3 separate regions of the Mus musculus genome follow, and all the other regions are linked to region 1. A link is a loop called in an ENCODE intact Hi-C map of the cell type or tissue named here. Cell type or tissue: heart. All regions are shown on one strand. Links, peaks and the distances in the headings refer to the core of each region. The heading gives the core; the rest is flanking DNA.

Evidence for each region. Hi-C counts contacts between places; a loop is a spot of excess contacts. Peaks named below come from ENCODE experiments on the same cell type or tissue, not always from the same donor. Only the 100,000 strongest peaks of a DNase experiment are listed, where the experiment ranks them.
Region 2: it touches region 1 in a loop (5-fold over the local background); 16 of 42 quality-filtered maps call a loop at or near these places.
Region 3: a loop joins it to region 1, with 7 times the contacts of the local background. A loop is called at or near these places in 15 of 42 quality-filtered maps.

Annotation. Positions count from the first base shown.
Region 1 is chr6:101,375,046-101,381,187 of GRCm38, reverse strand. Pdzrn3 (PDZ domain containing RING finger 3) reads left to right here and starts at 3,291. Exons shown (of 10, transcript NM_018884.2): 1 at 3,291-4,022. The coding sequence starts at 3,300. In heart, for the core only: a CTCF peak has its summit at 3,976; DNase peaks (open chromatin) are centred at 3,177, 3,907 and 4,477; H3K4me3 peaks cover 3,869 bases; H3K27ac peaks cover 3,546 bases.
Region 2 is chr6:101,269,113-101,274,683 of GRCm38, reverse strand. All of the region lies in intron 3 of Pdzrn3 (PDZ domain containing RING finger 3), which reads left to right. Gm33934 (predicted gene, 33934) reads right to left here and starts at 2,748. Exons shown (of 2, transcript NR_166918.1): 1 at 2,508-2,748. In heart, for the core only: no CTCF peak of the experiment used is centred there; no DNase peak of the experiment used is centred there; H3K4me3 peaks cover 647 bases; H3K27ac peaks cover 3,539 bases.
Region 3 is chr6:101,531,535-101,537,105 of GRCm38, reverse strand. The region is part of intron 1 of Gm34335 (a long non-coding RNA gene); the gene reads right to left. Among named protein-coding and RNA genes, the nearest start is that of Gm34335, 15 kb to the right of the region's middle. In heart, for the core only: a CTCF peak has its summit at 2,510 (motif pointing right); a DNase peak (open chromatin) is centred at 4,535; H3K4me3 peaks cover 309 bases; H3K27ac peaks cover 284 bases.

The DNA.
Region 1 (6,142 bases), core at 1,143-6,142:
GCCTCCATTCCTTAGGATCTAAGTGAAACTGCTGACACACAACCCTGACTGACTGATCTCAGAAGCTATGAAGGGTCAAACCTGGTTCGTACTGGGATGGGGAAAGGCACAGAATACGGTAATAAAAAGGTGATGGCAGAGATAGTGAAGGCTACAAAGATTTTTGAAGTCACCAATCTCTCTGTTCAGAACCACCCATATTTCAACCCCTAGACACTGTGGCCACAGTTGAGGGAATATGTAATCCAGGTCAGAAAAAAATCAGTGTCTTTTCTCCAGAGGCTTGGCTTGTCCAGAACTCATCTTCCTGAAGTTTTACTGCATGTTTGATAGCAGCGTGAAGCTTCTAGTTTTCAGTGTTGCCTTCCCTTCTCACTGTGTTGCCTGGACCAGGTAGGTGATTCTTCAGCCAGCTGCTGTCAGAGCCTGGCTTTAGAACGAAGAGAAGATTGCCCGCCAAACACTGCAATGGTTCTTAATCTGGGGCAGCTTCTCCTCAAGAGACATTGGCAGTGACCTGGATGTCATATGTGGTGGGCGAGAGTGGTGGTCCTTTGTCACTGCATTTATGAGCATCTCCAAGAGATGTTGCTAACCATCCCAGAATACAGAAGGCAACCCCACAACAAAGGGTGGTCTGCAGGAGTGTGTCACTAGTGAGAAACAAATCAAAAGAAGAAGAAAAGAAAAGAAAAACTGATAATGCCCTGATTTCCACTTTTTCTTAATAGCTTTGTCTCTTGGTTCTCCTGTCCAATCCAGTGATAGAACAGCATGCATGTCCCTCCCCTCACCCTCACATTCCGGTAGGTTTATCTGGCTTGGTTTTTGCTGATTTCCAAGAATTTTAATACTAAAGTTAACTAATGGGGAGAGGCTTTCTGAAGATTTTGCCTTTGCCTGAAGGAGCAAACTGACAATAGGGGACAGTGTCTCTATAGTTTCAGCTCTGCCTCTTTCTTTACAGCCGGCCTTCATCCCCCAATCTGTCATCAGGGGCCACAGATGGGTGGAGAGACAGCTCTGAGCTGAAGTTTACATCTCAGGTAAGTGCTAATTTCCCATTTATGGTGTATTATGGAGTTTTCCCCGTGTTCCTCAAAACCAGTTTGGTTTGAAGATTATCACCTTGTTGACACTAGCTTGTCTATGAAACTGACAAGCCCACACACCTTGGTTGAAAGAAGCTGCCTCTTACCCACGGAGGGCTTAACAAATGCACCAGTGGAAGATTTTTCCCTGCTGGAGCTTATCTGAACAAAGGTCATGAATATTTCACATCACTTGGAATCCTCTAAAGAGAAATGCATTCATTGATTAAAGGCAATGAAACAAAAGTATCACGACTAGACACCAAATGCCACCCGTCAAGATTAAAGAACACCGTTGGGGGACCTCAACCATGCACTGAACAATCTGGTAGGCAACAGTTAGCAACAGTTTTGCAGTGGTCACTTCAGAACACTAATCCTTATGGACATCAAGGCAATTCTTTCCCTCCAATGAAGCAGTTCAATAGTGAAGGTCATGGGTCTTTAGCAGCCCTCTAAAGGACAGAAGTAAAAGTAATTAGACAAAATGAATGCTGTAATCCCATTTTCTTGGGTCCATACCAGACACAAAAATTCTTAGCTCTCCATTTCCAGATTCTCTAGAGAATCTGGCAGCAGATTCCGAATGAGAATTCCAGAACTTGACATTACTCTCACCAGTGTTTCTTAGGAATGTCTACAGCCTTGGGAGGTAGTAAAACAAAAACAAAAACTACCAAAGGCATGGGTAATGTTATGAACTTTCTACTTAGACTGGTATCCCACATTATGAACTTTCCACTTAGCCTGGTATCCCCCAAGTGGTGTTTCCACCCAGTGCCAGGCTTGCTACTGGGCTTGAAAAGCTTCTCTGGAGTAGAAGAGAAAGGTCCAGACGGCAAGGGTTTTTCCATCAAGCTAAAATCCAGGCTGTGTAGAGACCAGCAGCTTCTCCGTGGCTGGTAGGCTCTTTTAGCGCGGATACACACTCAAGCTCCTGGTGAACCATTGGTTCACAATCTGAAAGGACCCAAAATTCTCAAATAGCCTGTCTTTGATTCAGTTCAAAGAGCGATTCTTTGAACTGCTCCAGTGGGAAAATGGAGATAAAACAATAAGCATATAAATAAATAAATAAATAAATAAATAAATTAATTTAAGGAAAACAAAACAACAACAAAAACAAGCTGAAGGGATGTTGTTGGCAAGTTGGCTGGGGTAGGCGTTGCTACAGGGACTTGAAGTTTTAAACTCCTCCATCTCTTAAACCACCAGAGTCAAGGCTCCAGTAACGGGGCGGGGGTTGGGGGGGGGGTGGGGGCAATAGTTTTCAAGTGGAGCTAAAGTATGCTCTCGCAACATTGTAGCGCTGTTTTTTTTTTTTTTTGTTTGTTTGTTTTGTTTTTTGTTTTTTTTGTTTGTTTGTTTTGTTTTTTGTTTTTTGTTTTTTTTTTTTTAAGGGACCAGTTTAGAAACTGAGCAAAATGCTTGAGGTACTGTAGTGCCCTCTTTATAGAGGTGTAAGAATGGGATCCAGCCAACCACTCTGGCCTGTCCCATCCAGACAGCTGGAGGGGAGATCTGATTCCTGCAAATTCGCCTTCTGGTCCTGGAAACCTCTAGCTGCTAAACACTGCAGTTTGCAGATCTTCTGGTTGGGACCAAAGTTTCAGCCTGAGCGTCCAGCAGCCGCTGTAACTTTCCCCCGAGTGAAATAAATAAATAACGACCGTAAATACAGAGATAGCAGGGCCTTAGATATTTTTCACTCTAAAAGGCAGACACAGGAGAAAGAAGGAGGTGGGGAATGAAAAGTCCTGATGTGGCAGGAAACTTCTGTGGGCGAGAGCCACAGACGCAGCTCCAAACCGAGGGAGATGCTCTCTGCTGGCGTATTTTGTCTCTTAGAGAATCCTCCAAGAAAGCGGAGAGGAGACCCTAAGAGGGGGCCCATCTCCGGTCTCTGGCAGGTCTCCTTGCTTTGTGGTCAAACTCAGCCTCTTGTGCCTCGAGGCCCCCTCCCTATGGCCAAAAGAGGGTCGTGAGGCCCCAGAGGCAGGATGTTAGTGCGCTTGCGCTCGAGCCAATACGGCCGGAGGAGTCCTGTTCCTCGGGCATTTTCCGAGGAAGTCTGGAGCAATTAGGCTCAGTCCTGGGAGAGCGAGCTAGAGAGCGGGCGGCGTAGCCGGCGTGTCTGGGCCGCCTCGCAGGGAGGGAGGGAGGGGGCGGCCGGTCGCCCGGCGGCGACACCGGGCCCCGGCCGCCACCATGGGTTTCGAGTTGGATCGCTTCGACGGCGACGTGGACCCTGATCTGAAGTGCGCCTTGTGCCACAAGGTCCTGGAGGACCCGCTGACCACCCCGTGCGGCCACGTATTCTGCGCCGGCTGCGTGCTGCCCTGGGTAGTGCAGGAGGGCAGCTGCCCCGCGCGTTGTCGCGGTCGCCTATCGGCCAAGGAGCTCAACCACGTCCTGCCCCTCAAGCGTCTCATCCTCAAGTTGGACATCAAGTGCGCGCACGCGGCGCGGGGCTGCGGCCGGGTGGTCAAGTTGCAGGACTTGCCCGAGCACCTGGAGCGCTGCGACTTCGCGCCCGCGCGCTGCCGCCACGCGGGCTGCGGCCAGCTGCTGCTGCGACGCGACGTGGAGGCCCACATGCGCGACGCGTGCGACGCGCGGCCCGTGGGTCGCTGCCAGGAGGGCTGCGGGCTGCCGCTGACGCACGGCGAGCAGCGGGCGGGCGGCCACTGCTGCGCGCGGGCTCTGCGGGCGCACAACGGAGCGCTGCAGGCCCGCCTGGGCGCGCTGCACAAGGCGCTCAAGAAGGAGGCGCTGCGGGCCGGCAAGCGCGAGAAGTCGCTGGTGGCGCAGCTGGCCGCCGCGCAGCTCGAACTGCAGATGACCGCGCTGCGCTACCAGAAGAAGTTCACCGAGTACAGCGCGCGCCTCGACTCGCTCAGCCGCTGCGTGGCCGCGCCGCCAGGCGGCAAGGTAAGCAATCTCTCTTCTCTCTCCATCTCTGCCTCTCTCTCTCCCTCTCTCTCCCTTCCTCTCTCCACCCTCTTTAGCTGACCCAGAGTCCCACCCAGGTCCGTTGAATATAGGATGCCAGGGTCTTCCTGGGTGCATCTCCGGCCTCCTCTTGTTAGCAGCGCTTGCCAGCTGTATCACTCCGTGCGGGTTACTTAACTAATTCCAACTGAGAAACTGTGGTCCCAAAAGGCAGGACATATAGGGTGAATTGAAGCTACGGCAGTTTTGGGGGGCCAGAGTGTGTCTGCGAACACTAAAAGGAACTTACAACCAAGTGTAGGGTAGGAACAGAGAGCATGACTCCAGAGTCAGGGAGGTGTTGAGAGGCTTTGGCCTGCACACCAGCCTGAGACCCAGGAAGCTGCTCATCTTGGCTTAAGATCAGAGCCATGGTCTGTGTGGATGTGACACTCCATTGGGCGACCTGGAGTGTATCTGCTGCGATGCAAAGGGGGAAAGGTGGCAGCAGAGCCCTTATGGTGCAGCTTGAAAGGGATGCCAGGAGAGAGGCCCCGGTGTAAAGGCTGGATTCAAACATGCACTTTCCTGCCAACTCACTGGCTGCTGACCTTGAGCAAGTAGCTCAATCCCTCTCTAAAGTTGGAAACTATGGTTCCTAACAATTTAGAGCAGGAAAACACAGCCAGGCCCCATAGGAGAACTCATTTGGGCAGTCGAGAAAGAACCCAACGACCCACTTGCTCCAGTAACCGGAAAGTAATATTTAAGTGATAGCCTCCTTGAATTAAAACATCTCCACCTTTGGGTAACCAGCGGAGTGGCTTGTGGGTTAGGCTCCACAGGTGCCTCGGTTTACCTCGAGCCCGTCAGATGATGTTGTTTCCATCAAGGTGAGGCTGTAGAAAAACGGTCTGGCACAGTGCCAGGCTCAGAGTACCTGCAATTACCTTAAACCACTCCTGTACCATTCCCCTGCCCTTGCTGATCGGGAATTATGTCAGCCTCCCCTCCTGAGGTTCACCAGCTTCAGCGCTTCTCAGTCATTTCTCTCTCCCCTCTCCCCTCTCCCCTCTCCCCTCTCCCCTCTCCCCTCTCCCCCTCCCCCCTCCCCTCTCCCCCTCCCCATCTCCCCCTCCCCCTCTCTCCCTCTCTCCACTCCCTCTATCCCCCTCCCCTCTCCTCCCCTCCCTGTCTCTTTCTCCCCCCCCCCTCTTCCCCTTCCCTCCCCCCTCTCATAAAAAATATAGGTACAATGCTTACCATTTTGTACGTGGAGAAACTGTGGTTCCTGGAGGGACAATCGTCTGCTTAGGTCAGGGTTTTAAAGGTTCAGAGGTGGGTTTTGACCATACTTGTCTCTCTAGCATAGTGGTTTTCAACCTGTGGGTTGGGGTCTCGTATTAGATACCCAGCCCATCAGATATTTACAATTTGTAATGGTAACAAAATTATAGTTATGAAGTAGCAATAAAGTAATTTTATTTTATAGCCCAGAAACAGTTTCAACATAAGGAACTATATTAAAGGGTCACAGCATTAGGCCCTGCTCTTAACCACAATTATGCCCTGTCTCAGTTTAACCACTGGGACCTGTTATTCTCTATTTATTAAGGGCCACCAAGAGTGGTGTATGTGTGTGTGTGTGGGGGGGGGGGGTACTTTCCACTTCATCTAAATCTTATAGATGAGGGACCTGACCTGCCCAAATCCCAACAGTGGAACTCATGAGAAAAGCGTGGATTTAGGTTCTGCCTCCCGGAGAAGATAGGCTTTTACTAGACTTTGGCTCTATCTAGGCGTGGGCTGACATTTGGGGGCTTGGGAAGGCTTTGTTACTGGGAGTCTCTGTTGTCGGATACTCTGTAGCACATGTGTACTCCTCCTGGCTTCAACTTGCACCATGCCAGTCGACTTTATTCCAAATTCCAACAGTTCAAAATGTCTCCAGATATTGTCAAGTGTCCTCCAGGGAACTGCATTCCCTCACTCGAAAACCACTGGTTTGCCTGCAGGCAAGCGTGCCACATTTTCAACAGCTGGGTGCTTCTGCTGCCTGGCAAGGGGTGTGGACCCTGCTGCTGCCACTCTGGCTGCTGCTCCAGGTGGCCTGGCAGAGA
Region 2 (5,571 bases), core at 572-5,571, 110 kb after region 1:
GAAAGTAAGCCAAGAATGTGATCAGTACACTTGTGAAAAGTATTCAGCTTCATTAATAAAAAAAAAAGTGCAGAACAAATGATGTTGACAGAGATGTAGCTGTCTGATAATAGGACCAATGATGAGTGTATCAGCACATGCAAGCTTACATCAGCCCATGCCTGCTTGTAAACCATTGGTGGGAATTTAAATCAGAGTGGCTTTTGGCAATACCTCAGAAACTAACATGCACATCCTGTTTGGGTTGCGAATTCCATACTCTTCATTGTGCATATTATCATGGAAGGGTAGATGAGATGTGTGTGTGTGTCTCCTTCCCTCTCCCTCCTTCTCCCTTTCTCTCTCTCTCTCTCTCACACACACACATACACACACACTCACACATAGGCTTGCTGGTAGTATTATACAGTGAAATAAAACACAGCTATGACAATATAGCTCTTTGCTGAGAAACAAGCAGAATGTTAAATGAATGCTAACTTGGGGCTGGAAAGATGGATCAGCAGTTGGGAGTACTTGTCGCTCTTACTGAGGGCCAGAGTTCAGTCTCCAACCCAGATGTAGAAGCTCCTAACTACAGTTCCAGGAGATCTGGCACCTCCTTCTGTCCTTTGTGGTCACTGTATGTACGTGGTACACTTACACACATGCAGGTGAGTCACATACATATAAAATAAAAATATATCTATAAAGTAATAATGATAATAATAATAGTATTATAATAATAATAATAATAATAATAATAATAATAATAATAATAGCCGACATGACAACCCATGAAGTGGGAAGCTCCGATCTAGAGAATGAGGTAGATCTGCAAGTCCCCAGCGGGATGAGCTCTGCAGCAAGGGTTTGTAAGTTGTCTCATCCAGCGCTGTCTGGGTGCTAGTACTTGCCCTGGTTCAGAAGCACGCAGTCACCCTTCACAGTGTTGTCGAGAGAACTCTTGTTTTAAGGCTGTGCATAGGCCTGGGCTGATGCTATTTAAAGAAAGTTATTTCCTCGTGCATGATGGCCATTAAGAAAGCAAACATGTTTGACGTCTACGTGAAAGTGCTGTAACATAAGATAACCACACGTAACCGGATCTGCTCTGGACGAGGCAGTTTGTGCAGAGTGATGCTTCTGAGATGGAAAATAAGGAGTTGCCCATCTGTGGCTGCAAGCTTTTTTCCAGTGGATACTGTGATCTGGCTGACTCCTGAGCTCTGCCTCTCAGTGGGAATTCATCTGTTAAAAATCTCAGATAGAGTCTCGGAGTGCAGCCTTGTCTGAGAGATCATTTCCTTTTTACCAGTGCGGGGTTTGGCATCTGCACGTTTCTGCTCTAGGGCTCACGTGTGTGCATGCATGCCAGTGGAAGTCAGAGCACATGGGTGCTGTCCTTCAGGAAGCCTCTACCTTGTGTTTGAAGTCGTCGTCGTCACTCACTAGGATCTGAAACTCACTGACTCGGCTGCTGCACCCCAGGGATCTGCCCGTCTCTGCCTCCCCAGCACTGAACATACAAGCGCACCCATTACACATTACCGGCGAACCGCTGCCACCCCAGCCCCTTCACTGCAGCTTTTCGAGTAATAGAAGAAGTACACTTCTCTCTGGCTGTTGGCCCCGGGTTGATTTGTGGTGGAAAGAAGATTCTTTCAGTTATGGGTCAGAAGAGGAAACTCGGGCTTTGCATCCTGGTATTCCTTGGGTGGTAGACTTCTGAGATCTGGACATAATTCTTTAAGGGACAACACTTGAGGGACCTGTTGCTTTGCCGTCAGGTTGGCTGTAGACATGGCCTCCTCCCTGTATAATATAGCTCACCTTGTTTCCTTATCTGTTTTCCTGGCCCTTGTAGTCTAAAATGTACATAAACCACCCCAGCTCTTTCCCAACCCGCCCTCCATGGCCAGGCTTATGCCGCCAACTTTTTAAAGCCCAAATCTTGAAAAGAAAATGTCCCCATTACATCACACATATACATATTAGACACACGTCAAGCTTCTATTTCCTATTTGGACCGTGAGCCCCTAGCCTGCACCATGAAAGAGAGTAGTTGTGGCTCATCCTCCCAAACCTTCATAGCATCCCAACTGAAACTAAGCAGAACCAACAGATCCCCAGACCTCCTACTCGGGACACCCAGCTCTTCAATCTTAAAAAAAGAAAGAAAGAGCACCTCCCTTTTGTCATGATCAAAGGAACCTTCTCTAATCCTGAAGGTGACTTTAAGCACCCTTTGTTTGCCTGGCTTATCCCACCCAAAGATGACTGCAGGACTAATCACCCTTTTCAAATGCACTGTCCTGAAACCGAGATGAAGTGCCCCAAATGGCTCTCTCTCTAGTGTTTTCCCGTGACGGTCTGGCCATTAAACATCCTCATGGCCTATGAAAGAACATACTAACTAGAAGGTCACAGAAGGCACAAGGATAGAAACAAATGGGATTCTTCTCAACAGCCTGTCATTTCTTATCGTTCTCTGTCTCATCACCATCCGTATCGATCCCCTTCCTCACCTGTGGTCCACACTAGTTTACTGGGGTTGATGCCGTCAGAAAGACGGACAGCTCCTCCAGAACTACACAAGCTTCCGGTTAAGCCATAGCTCAGGCGGGACATGCATGGTGCAAAGCTAAACGGAGAAGCAGCAGAGGCAGTGATGGGCATGTGATCGTTCACAAGTTTGCTTCCCTGGTTAAACAACTTCTCAACTGGCCAGAGTCCAGCATGTTAATCCTTAACCTAGGCGGAGCAGCTGCCGCCTGCTCCGAGCTGGCTTATCATTACCTCTCAGGACCACCTTTTATGGCTCTGACGAGCTCCTAAGCGGTGTCTTATCACCACCAAGCCTAATCGTCATTAATGGGGCAGTGCACCGGTACTTCTGAGTCGCTCCAGAGTTAAGCAGTTTATGGCCAATTGAGGAATTTTTAATTGCCGCTTTTGGGGGGCAGGGAGGGCAGGAAAAGAGAGGAGACAGCTCACTGGAGGCCATTTTAGGGTTGTGTTTAGAGGCTTACTGTCTTGTGGTCCTCTTTCATGTTTTCCCTGCCTTTGAAAAGTGGTTAAGGTTGAAGCAAGGCACCCTACAGGTAGGCTGGGTGGGTCGGTGCTCTTCTGGCTCCTGGGTGCCTAGATACTGTCCTGGGTGCTTTTTAGAGATAACTTTCTAGAGCCCTAGCTTTTCTACCACCCCTACCTACAAGTGTTCTTTCCCTTTTCTTTCTTCATACTGAGCACACAGAGGGGTCTGTTGTAGATGCCATCAATGTGCAAGACATTCTACATATCTAGTTATCACTGTATTTGTTAAACTACATGAATACCCCCCACGTCCATAGGAAGATAGACAATTTGGAGACTACTAGGTCACAGGGGCTTTTCAACGTTGAATTTTTAGCATAGAGATGGAGAGTACTTTCATTTTAGGGTTTAAAACAATTTTGAAAACGTTGTCAAGGGTTCAATGTGCTTTAAAATGTGTTTAAATACAGGGCATGTTGGCTCTGAGGCCATTAGTATAACTCTACCTTTTGCCTTTAATATGGCTCTAGCCTGTAGCTGAGGTTTGATAATCAATGACAGTAAAGCTTCGCTAAGCCTCCAAGAGACTGTTCCCACCTCTCATTTACTATAATAGGAAAGTTAGGACAACTTGAGTTGTCTATATATTTCAACTCTATTTTTCCCCCTGCTCAAAAACAAGTAGAGATCGATTTGAGCTTTATAGATGCAGAGAGTTGTGTATCCCTGAAGGAAAGCTACCCTGAAATCCCCTTATGACACGATTAAATGACTGCCTTTGGGTTTTATGTCCCCAGGATATTGTCCACCCAAATACATGCAATGGTAAAAGAATGTGGACCACTCATAGCGTGTATGCTTGAGCCTTCTGCACAAGGGTTTAGGAAACTGGCTGCAAAGTGTTTTATTGAAGCAAGACAAATATTTATGAACAATTCCGAATCATCTGTTTTGAAATGTAAAGTGTGTTCGGAGTGGGGGTGGAGGCCCAGGTGTTTCCTGTCTGAACTTGGACGGGGTCTCTGCTTCCAGAGGTTTGTGGGACTGTGCCTTCTCCCAAGAAACCCAGAGTCCTCCAGCTTCCCCGTTAATGCCTGCACAGTGGAGCATGCTCCTTCCAGTGGAGGGGGAGTTAACACATAGATGGGAAGGCTTCTCGAGAGCTGGGGAAATGGCTCAGTCAATGTGCTAGCCATGCAGGGCGAGGACAGGAGTTCCATCCCTAGCAGTACAGGTATGGTGGGGGCAAACTTTTAACCCCATCCCTAGGAAGGCAAAACTCAGTGGATCCCTAGGGCTCCCTGGCCAGCCTGCCTAGCTGAATTAGCTGGCTCAGGGCACTGAGAGTTCTGATCTAGGAAAACAGAACAAAACAAGGTGGATGGCTCCTGAGGAGAGTGCCCCCCCCCCAGGGTTGACCTCTGACCTCCACATGCACATGCCCTCCCTGTGCCCTGCATGCAAGAACATGCACACAGTGCACATGCTCCAAGCTTTTCTTAGCCATGCTGTTAAATTTGTTCCTTAATTTGAAGGAAAAAGAAAAAAGTAAAAAACAGGAAAACTGTGAGCAGCAGCTGAGTGTGAACTTCTTCTGCGAGGCCATAAGCTCCGGTCTTGAACAGAAACCTGTTAACCAGGGTTTCCAACCTGGCCTCCCTGACTTCTGCCTTGTTATGTCCCTGGTTCCTGTGAAATGGAAATATTATGTATTCACCCAGATGTTTGGAAGCCATCCATGTCAATATGGGCCGTTGTGATTTAACTGTCAGCCCCACAAGGCCCTGCTCCCGAAGGAAGGCTCCTTTTAAACTGAGCACAATGAGGTATCTGTTTTACATGCGCCCAGCAAGCTTTGGTTCAAATACATGGATTTCTTTTCCGTTGGCCAGCAAGCTGGGGTGTTGTTGTTGTTGTTATTGCTTTTTGTTTTTGTTTTTTGGGTTTTTTTTTGTTTGTTTTTTTGTTTTTTCCAGCATGCTCTGTTTTGTCTGCTGGTGCTGTGGATGGAACTTCACTGCAGTAAGAAACAGGACCGTTGTTTTTTGTTTCCATTCCATGAGCTGCCCAGGGACCAGCTGCCCCAGGGATGTGGTTTCAGGGGCCTTGCTGCTGTGAAACAGGAACTATGAGGAAATATGTCCCAAGCGCACAGGAAACAGCGTGAGTGCAGCAGGATTTGCCCACCTGCAGCCGAGCTTGGTCCTCTGGCTAAGAAATGGGGCCAGGGACTGACTACCAGGCCTCACTGGTCTCCAGTATTCTTATACAGACAGGACTGTGTGGGCAGGGCAGCCCTGCTTCCTGCTTGGGCCCTTTTTATTTTTATTTTTGCATTGACTGAAGTTTCTCCAGTGGCTTCATTCTCCGGAATGGGCAGAGTCTAGGGCACACAAGGCTAAGGGCTTGTTTATTTGTTCTTTTTATTGGGAGAAAAGGATGGTTTTTAATAGAGAAAAGCAAATGGAAGAAACTCAAGTCACGGGGCTTGCTTAGCATCCCTGGTAACCTTTGTGCTGCACCATCTTTAGTGACTTGTTTTTCTCCCTCCATCTT
Region 3 (5,571 bases), core at 572-5,571, 160 kb before region 1:
AGCCAGTGAGATGATACTACTTACCATGGGGTGGGTCCTTCATCCTCTATCAACCTAACCTAGAAACACCCTCACAGGCATACTGAGAGATTTGTTTCCATGGTGATTCTAAATCTTTTGAAGTTGACATCATGAAAAGCTAGGCCTTCCAACAAATCTCTTCATCTTTAGAATAAGCATAGATGAGGTTGTTTGTGACCACTGGAAACTAAAAGCAGTCTTCAAATGCTCACCAACTCTGAAGGCTACATCTGTGTCCCTGATCCTGCAAGGGAATGTAAGTGAGTAAGCTACACATGAAATATGGGAATCCCACATTTAGTATTTTGTAGAAGTACAGAAGCAGGAAATTCATCCTATTCCTTTTGTTCCAAGTTCAGATCAAGCACAAGTACAGGTTAACCTCAGCTTGTTCATGTGTAAAAATAGACCTAAGACTTCTTATTCCAGGAGTTTTCCTTGGGGCTTCTAAAAACATTGTTCTTTCTACCCATAATCCTTTGCCATGTCCCCTTCCCTCTGATTTCTTAACTTGGATAATACCTATTCTTCTTAGAGATACACAGGCTACTGTCTCAACACTTGCGGTGACAGTCATGTGTTAGCCATCCCACATCTCTGTCCTCTTTATGTCATGCCAGGTGTCATCCCAGTTATAAAATAGGAAGTTATGTGGACTGAATGAAAAGAAAATATTAAAGGACTATGGAAAGATACAACATACCATGGAAGTCTGGAGAAAACATCACAAAAAAATACATAAAATCCTGATTTTGAGAGATTTGGGTAAGAAATGTGTTACTGCTACACCCACATCCATTATCAGAAAAACAACATGCCTAGTCACATCTGTGAGGTTTTGCAGTATAGAAAATCAAGCCCTGACTATCCAAAATGCCCTGGGGAAGTACAGAAAACCATGGTTTGATCCATTGTTTCTTTACCTTCCTTTCCCAAGGCACAGCAGCATCTACGAGGTGAGGAATCCTATCTCAACATTGTTTCTTCTTTACACTTAGCACAATGTCTGACACACAGCAGTAAATTTTGTAAATATTGTTGACCAAATGAATACCTAATGAGATGTAAAGTGTTTGACATAGCTCCTGTGTTTCAGAACACACAAGAGGGGAAAAAAATGTGTTCTTTAATGCCAAGGGCTATATCACATGCTCTTTGGTGTCCTTAATAGTATATCAGGTGGTTAGTATATGTGCAGCAGTGTTACTTAAATGATTAGTTGAATCCATGAATTAGTGAGCATGGATCAATTTAATGCAACTCTAGGAGGTTACATACAAGGGACATCTTTTTAACAAATGGCTGAGTAGATGATGGGAGGTCAATTGATGATCCAGAGAGGCAGCTGAACCCTACCGGGAGGGGAGTGTGATGGTTGATATTGATTGACAGCTTGAGAGGATCTAGAACCACCTAGGAGATAAACCTCTGGGTTTGTTTGTGAAGGAGTTTCTAGATACGGCGTTCTAGATGCTTGAAGACCTATGGGCTGGGGTCCTGAACTGAATAAAAAAGAGAAAGCAAATTAAGCTGCAGCAGTCAACATTCTGGTTTGTGGCCGCAGAAATGTGTAACCAGCTACCTGGCACTCCTGCCCAAATTCACTTCCTGTCATGATGCACTGCATCCTCAAATTATGAGCTAGGATCAACCCAATCTTCCTTTAGTTGTTTTCAAAGGTTATTTTGTTTTAGCAAAGAAAAAGGCGACTAATGCAAGGAGCATTAAAACATGTGATGGACATTGATGATTTGGGCATGGGTTGCCTACCACCCATTTTTTCATTGAAATTTATTTATATACACGTCAAAAACAAATGCTTCTTTCTTCTCCTCATTCACTTCTCCACATTGATACCTCTTTCTTTTCATCCAGCAGCTTGATCATGTGGAGATACCCAAAACCCCCATGTGATTCTCATCTTAAAGCACTATATAAATCTACAACCTTCTATATAGAGAGCCCTACTTATGAAAGCTCAAAATCTCTCATCTCTTTGGCTATTTCTGATTACTCAAGATGTCAACCCAGCTTCTGAATTCTGATAAACAGCACTGATTAGTCTACCAAGATTTTTCATTCAAATGAAATTATCGGGCTCTATAAAATTATAATAGCTCTTTGGCCCGGCCCTGTGGCTTCAGGTATAGTGTTAAGAAAGATTCAAAAATGGGTTTGATTCAATAAGTCAGCAACTGTACAAAGCCTGATCAGTGTCCACAAAGATGCACAGTTCCATCATTGACACAGAATGACAGCCCTTTGTTAGGGAACACTTGTCATGAATCAGCTAAATGAATCTAGCTAAATGAGAATTTGAAAACACCCAGATGGCTATATTTATTGGTACAAAGATGGAAATTCTGAAGCGTGGTAATGTTCTCCTCTCCAAAGTAGAGTAATTTTAGAATTACTCTTAATATGCAACTTTAAATCATGCGAATTAGAACAATGAGCCACAGCATCAGAAATCCTGGTTCACTGCAGATAAATACCAGGAGGTGGCAGCATCTCCTTCGCCGTGTGATTCTGAACTTTGAGGCCATCAGCATCTGAAAGTTAACAATCTCACATAGCAGAGCAGCTGCCCAATTTGTTGGCTATTGTAATCTTTCTTTTATGATACACTCTTTCTCTTTTAAAAGAGATCCATTTAGCCAATATAGCCTTTAAATATGTGCACAATACTAATGATCTGTAAGCGGTGTGCCAACTCCCCCACGCCCTCCTATTTCCTTTCTGTTGGCTTTTATATGAGCAAGCCTTTGCATGTCTAATTGTATGGAGACAATTAGCTGACTATAAAATGCTGCCCCTCCCCCCAGTAACTTGCATGCGCAACTACTTACATAAGAATTCACTCACATATACTGAAGTCCTGCAGTAAAATAACAGGACCGAGGATTTATCTGAAACATCCCACATCCTGGTCCCTAAACACAACACCACATAACCATGTTACACTGTCAGATGATTTCATTTTGCTTTCTACCTGTTTTTTATATAAAGATGAAATGGCTGAAGTTACTACTGTCTTTCTGGTAGCATTATTATCAGACATAAATCCAGCAGTGAATGAAGTCAATATTAACTGAGTCTCAAATGAGGGGGCAGCAAATACATGCTAGGCACTGCTAATCATAGGTGGTAATGCCTCAAGGAGGGTCCAGTCTCAGGCTGTGCTCCTCAGTATAGGAATCACAAGCCTTCTAAGCTTTGGGAGTTGACAATTAGCATTAAAGTAAAATTTAAAAAAATCCATTCCTTGGGTACAATGGCCACACTTCAAGTGTTCAATCACAACCAAATGTCTCTAGTGGTAGCCGTATTAGAAACACAGATGTAGGAACTTCTACCATGACTGAGTTCTATTGAACAAGGTTGATCAGAAGGACCATCCAATTCATGGGAGTCAGTGATTAGTTTAGAATGTACTGTTAGACTGATATATGCAGGGGAGCGAGCGGGTAGGCTAGGGAGATGTCTCATTGGATAAAGTGCTTGCTTATACAAGTGTGAGGATCTGAGTTCAGATCCCCAGAACCTATGTAAAAGGCGAGCAGTACAGCAACTGTCTTTAATCCCAGACTTGGAAGCCAAAGACAGAAGATCCCTGGGACAAGGTGGCTAGCCAAACTAACCGGAATTGATAGATAAAGGCTCGTTAAGAGACCCTGTCTTGATTAATAAAGGGAGGACTGATTAAAGACAATACTCAGTGTCAAACCTAGGGCTCACCCACAGACATGCTCCTACATACATGCCAAAATGCATATATATACCCTATAAGCACATTCCACACACATGAAAACAAAACAAAACATAGGTAACATAAGAAGAGTGACAAACTCTTTGCAACAGCATTGAAGAAAATAATATACATATAGATAGATGAATATATGTGTGTGTATATATATATATATATATGTGTGTGTATGTATATATATGTATGTATATATATATATATATATATATATATATATATATATCTTCAATTAAGGAAGTTTTGAAGTTCCCCAGTATCCTGAAGCAAAGGTAAAGTCTGTGGAAAGATGCATCATCGACATGATTGAGAAAGACGAAAGGCCACAAGACGGTCAATGCCTGTGAGCTTCTCTGTATTATGGAAAGATAAAAACTGAGTGGCAAGAGAGTTTGTCAGGAAAAGAACAGGGGACTGTGAGGCAGCATCACTATGTCACTGTTTTGAGCACTGAATGTGTTAGCTCTTCTTATTCAAACAGAATGAAGGAATTAATAGTGGCCCCTTTATTCTGGGCACAGAAACAAGGAGCAGAGCGACTCACTCTTTCCACAACAGTGTCTGAGTGGAAAATGAAACCTAGTTTTCTTCGGTCTTGCTCAGAACCTCCCAGAACAAGACTGCTTTCCCTGACACATACCACACAGGACTAACAGGAGACAGCCCACTGGCCGTGTCACCAATAACATAGCTGGCCCTGTCACACCCTTATCTATCCCACTCCCTACTGAGGCGTTCCTCCCAAATGAGGGGGCAGCAAATGCTTTCTGCCAAAGTTAAAGCATATTCAAGCCGGCTTTGAACCCGCCTCCAACTTTCTGTGGTTACAGTTCATCGTCTGCTGGCAAAATGGGACTTCCTGGTTCTAAGATTAAAAAGACTTGGGAAGAAAAGGGAGAAAAGTGAACGACTTACATGACATCAATTGACTCTTGCAAAACAAAACCCTGGTGGGCAGAGCATCCCAATTATCCCAATTACATTTCTGAGAAGTGTACACACTTCCAAAGGTTTCAATAGAACAGGCTTAGAGGGAATATGTTTGGGGTCTCAAGACCTTTAAAAAGAGTTAGAGGCCAAACACAGCACATAGTGAGGACTATAAAGATTTTTTTTTTGGTAAGGATGAGAACGTCAGGCAAGAAGCGCTGTTGTAATCCCGTGTTCCAAGAATTGCTGGTCTTTCATAAGAGCGGAGGTAGGGATAGTGGGGGAGGGTGCAGGCTGAGCTCATCTTGTGGTTTTATTTAAACTGGAGTAGAGAGAATCAGCTTTGCTTTTTATTTCCATACAAATGCTCAAGGGGCCAGAATCCTCTCACATTCCTAACTCAGATCATTTTAGCAGTAATCGTTCTGAAATAAAAAATGCACCAAAGATGCAAGTTACTTCCTGGTAAAGAGTTACCAAGAGAGACCAAAGGAGCACATAGCAGGCTCCAACAACCTAGGGTTCAGAGCCTCCTTTTCCTCCCAGATGGCCAATTATTATTCATGTGACAACACCTCATACAATTTGATAGAGGAGAGCCCCAGTCAGGCCAAATGCTCACCTGCTTGGGACTCCATCTTTCTTTGTCATCTTGATTAGAAACTTGGGGGAAGGGAGTTGGCCTCTAGGGCACAGGGCAAATTTTCTTTAATAATGGCTAAAAGAAAAGGAGGGTGTAGCTGGGCATCCTGCCACGTGCTGCTGTGACTTAGCTTGGCACCTTGGTCATGTTGCCTGACAAATTTTAAGCTCCATTTCCTCATTAGTAAAACTGGGAAATCCCATAATATTTCCCA